2 separate regions of the Homo sapiens genome follow, and region 1 is linked to region 2. A link is an interaction called in ENCODE POLR2A ChIA-PET data of the cell type or tissue named here. Cell type or tissue: Panc1. All regions are shown on one strand. Each heading gives the region's core, and the rest is flanking DNA. Links, peaks and the distances in the headings are about the cores only.

Evidence for each region. ChIA-PET counts read pairs that join two places held together with the same protein. Peaks named below come from ENCODE experiments on the same cell type or tissue, not always from the same donor. Only the 100,000 strongest peaks of a DNase experiment are listed, where the experiment ranks them.
Region 1: POLR2A ChIA-PET joins it to region 2 with 5 read pairs; 4 of 35 experiments call an interaction of 5 or more read pairs at or near these places.

Annotation. Positions count from the first base shown.
Region 1 is chr7:24,651,782-24,654,704 of GRCh38, forward strand. All of the region lies in intron 5 of PALS2 (protein associated with LIN7 2, MAGUK p55 family member), which reads left to right. Among named protein-coding and RNA genes, the nearest start is that of PALS2, 80 kb to the left of the region's middle. In Panc1, for the core only: no CTCF peak of the experiment used is centred there; no DNase peak of the experiment used is centred there; H3K27ac peaks cover 634 bases.
Region 2 is chr7:24,601,404-24,604,326 of GRCh38, forward strand. All of the region lies in intron 1 of PALS2 (protein associated with LIN7 2, MAGUK p55 family member), which reads left to right. Among named protein-coding and RNA genes, the nearest start is that of PALS2, 29 kb to the left of the region's middle. In Panc1, for the core only: no CTCF peak of the experiment used is centred there; no DNase peak of the experiment used is centred there.

The sequences.
Region 1 (2,923 bases), core at 149-2,648, 50 kb after region 2:
CCAGTGTATCTTATTTCATATTGTTAAAATGAGAGTTTAAAAGTCTAGTTCTTACATTTCCATACAGTTATTTGAAATAACATTTCATTGAATGTCTATTTTAAACTGTTCTTTCAAAGGTAAGGATAGATTATTTAGTCATTAATATTAGCATGTAAATTGAACTTATGAAAATAGATAGGCTTGTAATTAACTTTGGTTGAAATGAAGGTAGTTTTGTGGTCCTCAAGGAAAAGAATTGTGAAAAATAAATGATATTAGTACTTAGACATTTCATATCACTAGTACCTCTCAGGCTACCTTTATTCCTCAGTTGGCAACTTTCAATTTGTGACAGCCTGAGGCCTTATCTTGGACCTGCGTACGCTGGAAGAGTAAAATCTAGGATTTACGTATTTTATTTATTATTATGTGTTAGTTGTAGTAGGAAGATCTTATTTTCCTTCTGTGGTCTAAACTCCAGAATTCTTCTAGCTCACCATGGCTATAAGAGACTTTTACAGGCAAAATAAAATTTTATAATATTAATAACTAGGGCTTTGGCCCAAATTCCTACATAGATTTTGCATCTGGTGAACTAACTGAATACCATGAAATGCAAGGACATTTAGCCTTGTTTAAACATAAGTTTTCCACATTCCATACCCTCTCAAACTCTGCTTTTCACTTAGCATTTAGAGCTGGGGAAATGAATTCAAGTAGGAGAGGAGGAGTCTTATAAGTCCGAGGTAGCCTGAGGCGTGTCCTCCCATAAAGAAGTAAAGAAACTATAACATGAAGGCTTCCAAAAGAACATCCAAATTGAGACTTTTTTTTTTTTAAATGAAAAGGGGAACATTACTCATATGCTGGAATAATAGGCATAAACCAGGGCATCTGCAAACCATGGGCATCCTACTGAGATGCTATAGGGAAGCAAGGGCATTTTGCGTCTTCAACTCTTTCACTAAAATCTCCACCATGTAGTGCTGTGGAGCTAGTCTCAGCTCTGGATTGCTGCAAGAGCAAATGAAAGCCAAGAACTCTTCCCTACCACGGTAATGTTTTTCAAAAGCATAGTCAGTAGATGATCTTTATCAGAATCGTTTCAGGTGCTTGGTAAAAGTCCAGAATCTGCTATGGGACATAAGTATCTATGTTTTAAATTTTGAGGGCCAGAGTGAGTTAGAAGTAGCCAATTCTGAAGTTCTTCAACTTTCTTATAGCTTAGATTTCCGGGGGCTATTCGTAATTCCATTTGTTTATTAAGGCCAACTGATAGGAATTCTCTCTTATTCTTTGGAACCAACATGACCTGGACAACTAGAAACAATATAAGAAAATATATTACAGGACTGTTTCATTCAAGGATATACATTAAAAATTCTCAACAAAATATTAGCAAATCAGATTTGATTGTGTATATAACAAAGATGATACAACATATCCAAGTTAGATTTATTATCCCAGGTATGCTAGGAGAGTTTCATATTAGAAAATCCATATGTATGTAACTAAGCACATTACCAGATGAAAAGAGAATAACCTCAATGGAGAATTTGATAAAATTCAATGATTTTTAAAAAATGATTAGTAAATTAGGAACAGAAGGGAAAAGCCTTAATTTTATTACAAAAAAAAAAAATAGAACAAACATTATTCTGAATTAACTAATGTTAGAAGCTTTCCCTTTAAAGTCAGAAACTGGCCTTGCAGCTGGTCTGCCTGAGACCTCTAGTGCCAACCCCAATACCCCACGAAGTTTAATTTCCACTCACGAAATTCCACTTTCGTTTTCATTATAAAATGAAAAAGCCCTCACAAACCATGAAAAACTTGCCAGATTTCAAGCACAATTGTGCACTGGTAAAAAGGAACTGCCCTCAGATGATACAGCAAACATTATCTGTTAAAACAGATGATAAAAAAAATCTTCAGTTTTCCTGAAAGAAAGTAGAAATAGGCAATATCTCTGATACTAAAGAGGTATGTCTGCAAACCAAGGAATGGTGATCTTCATTAACAATCCCAGTGTTCAGACATCTCTAGCAGCGAACACTTTGACCATTACCAGACATGCTGAGACAAAGCAGCTAACAGAAATGCCACCCAGTGTCTTAAACCAGCTTGGTGTCAACAAGCTTAAGGAAACTGGCAGAAGCTGGATGGAAAAGTACCACTTACTATTGGGGAAGTGGTGATCTTGTTCAGAATTTTGATGAAGCTTCCAACAGTGAGGCAAACTGAATTGATTCAGCTTCTAAAAAATAATACAATTTCAAGAATTTTAACTGCTTTTAAAATTTTTGTTTTATATATGATAAAATGTAAGTCTATAAATTCCAAGACCCTTGGACACTGCTTTTTAATTATTGATTATATACAGTTATTTATTGGCAATTAATTAGCCAGAAAATAGTTTAAAACAAAGATAAAGCCTTTGCCTAGTTAAAAAAAAAAAAAGAAACTAGAGAAGGATGCTCACTAGCACCACTTATATTTAATATTTTCTTGAAGGATCCATAAGTACAGTATGACAAAAATAAATTATACAAGCAAAATGTTTGGAAAGGAGGCAATAAAACTTATTTACAAATATGATCATGTTTTTGCATAGAAACCCCTCAAAACTACAACTTATTAGAAATAATAGAGTTTACCAAGGTACCTGAAAATAAGATGAAGACACAAAACTCAATTGCATTTCTGTATGTCATCAGCAAACGTCTAGAAATGTAACTATGACATCATTTATAGTAGAGTCAGAGAATGTCACATTTATGTCTAGGAATAAATTAACCAAAAAAATTCAAGACCTCTACACAAAGGAATTATGAAGAGGATCTAAATAAGCAGGTATATCATGTCATGGACAGGAAGACAATATTGTGAAGATGTTGATTTTTCACTCATTAACTTGTAGATTTAATGGAATTCCAGTCAA
Region 2 (2,923 bases), core at 89-2,588:
ATTCATTCTGATTTGTCAACTTCATTTTCTTGAAGATGTCACTCCTGGAGCCTTCTAAGCTGAATACGGACTCATTTTCTGAAGCTGGTGTACACGTGTCACCGATCTTCTTAGAAATTATCTTTGCCTTTTTCCTGAGTTGGGCCTTCTAGATCCTGTATTCTCTGTCTCCCTCTTTATGTTTTGCTTGTTTCATGCTTTGAGAGCAGCATGTCTTTTTTTTTGTTTTTGTTTTTAATCTTTCTGAGGAAAAGTGTTTGTGGTAGGTTAATTTTGTGAAACCTTATGAGCAAGTCTGAAAATTATTTTTAACTATCCTCACACTTGATTGATGGTTTGGCAGGGTAAAGAATTCCTGGGGGAAATGTTTTTAAAGGCATCATTGCATCATCTTCTACCTTTAGATGTCATCATTGAGCCATTCAGAATCATTCCTGATTCTTGACACGTGATTTTTTTCTTTTTTCTCAGTATTCTGATATTTCACAACAAAATATCTTAATATGAGTCCATTTTCATCTGTTTTGCTGGGTGCTCAGTGTACTCCAGCAACTTACATCTTTCATTTCTGGAAAATGTTAAATATTTCATTATTGTTTTTCTCCCCTCCATTTTGTCTCTCCTTTCTTTCCAAAACCCATCTGGTTTAGATGCCCTCTAATCAGGTTCTCTAATTTTCTTCTGTTTTTCTACTCCTGTGCTTTTCTACTTTTTGTGGTATTTCCTCACATTTACCTTCCATGATTTCCATTGAATTTTTTCTTTCTGCTTTTGTATTTTTATTTTCTAAGAGCTCTTTTGTTTCCTCTGTAACTATCTTATTCTAGTTTCATGAGTATGATATTCTTCTTTTTCTTTGATAATTTTTATAACTGTTTCTTTTTTCAACCTGAGTAGTTTTTACCTATTTGTTTATTTTAATCTCTTTCATTTACTAGGCTTTTCTCAGCTATCCAGTATCCCAAGATTCTTAGCTCATTAAGAGTGGGGGACTAAAAACCTGATGCTCTGATTTCATGTTGAATGTCACTGTAGCTAGTTTGTAGCTGGGTTATTTGGGGGTAATACCTGATCTTCATGTCTGTGTCTTTCTTGTTGACTGGTCATATTCTGTAGACTATGAAGAAGACTTCACATCTGCCTGGAAAGTAAAGACCAAGCTGAAGGCTTCAGATAGTCAGGAGGGAGAATCAGGTGGAGGGGTTTGTATCAGCATTTAATAATCCTGTCTTCTATATTATTTCATTGTCTTTGGTCGAGAGGTACCTCTTATCTTACTCTCTCCAGAAAATAAGCCCCTAGTTTTCAGTTCTGTGTAGTGGAGGAAGGTGGGTGATATGGTTTGGCTTTCTGTCCCCACCCAAATCTCATCTTGAATTGTAATCCCATAATTCCCACATGTCATGGGAGGGACCTGGTGGGAGGTAATTGAATCATGAGGGTGGTTTCCTGTTCTCTTGATAGTAAATGAGTTCTCACAAGATCTGATGGTTATATAAGCATCTGGTATTTTCCCTGCTGCCACTCATTCTCTTTCCTGCTGCCCTGTGAAGAGGTGCCTTCCACCATGATTGTAAGTTTCCTGAGGCTGGGGAGCCATGTGGAACTGTGAGTCAATTAAACCTCTTTTCTTCATAAATTACCCAGTCTTGGGTCATACCAGCATGGGAACAGACTAATACAGTAAGAAGGCATCCCTCTGTAAACCAGGAAGTGAGCCAGCACCTTGATCTTGGACTTCCCAGCCTTCAGACCTGTGAGAAATAAATTTCTGTCATTTAAGCTACCCAGGCTATATTTTTGTCATAGCAGCCTGAATTAACTGAGACAGTGAGCTTAGGACTAGCTGAGAAAACCAGCAGCTTTGCTGCCCAAAAGTTGTGGAGTGACTTGATTCAGGCTAGGGAAGAAAGAGAAGACACACAAACTAAACCTGTGACTTTGCTGGTGAAAAGTGGTGGATTTGGTTGGAAACAAATAGAGAAAACCTGCTGCTGTGCTAATTTGACATTGTGGACCAGCAGAAATTTAATAGGGAAATCCTAGAAATGAGAGAGCCATGGAAGGGTTAAGATGAGCTCTCCACATAGAGACCCAGGAGAGCCTGGAAAAAAGTGAAAGCTGATGGGGACTTGACAACTGGCTGCAACTTTGAATGCATTTCCCAGTCCATCACAGCTCAACTCACTGAGAGTGAAGTCTTAAAAGCTTGAGGTTTTTGAACACAGCCGTTGCTGATTTGTCCACAACATTGGCTCAAATGGCTGTTGGAGCACAATATTGGTCCATCATTAAGCTTTACAGACATAGGTACAACCCCAAGAGAGTCAGACTAAAATGTAAAAATAAGAATTAAAATATTAAACGGATGTCCTGACAGCATACCTTGGAGGGAAACAGATTCTGCAGTTTAAGTCTAGACCAATTATTTAAAAACTCAAACTCTGAAAAAAAAATAATAAATCTAGAGTTACTGTTAAGGGTTCCATATTCAACCCCAAACTGCTAGACATGGCAAAGAAAAGAAATACCAGGAAAATGTGAGTCATCATCGGGAAAAATAGTCAATAAAACGGACTCTGACTGGGCTCAGTGTTGGATTTAATGAAGACTTCAAATTGGCTATTTAGAATATATTGAAAGAATTAAAGGAAAATACAGTCTGGGCATTGTGACATGTGCCTGTAGTCCCAGCTACACAGGAGGCTGAGGTGGGAGGATTACTTGAGCCCGGTAGTTCAAGACTATGATCACACCTGTGAATACCCACATCAGTCTAGCCTGGGCAGTAAAGACCCTGTTTCTTTCAAGAAAAGAAAAAAAAAAAAAAAAAAGGAAAAAAGAAAAATATGTGAACAAGATGCTAACAGGACACAATAAATAGAGAACCTCAGTAAAGAAGCAAACTCAAAAAGAACCAAGT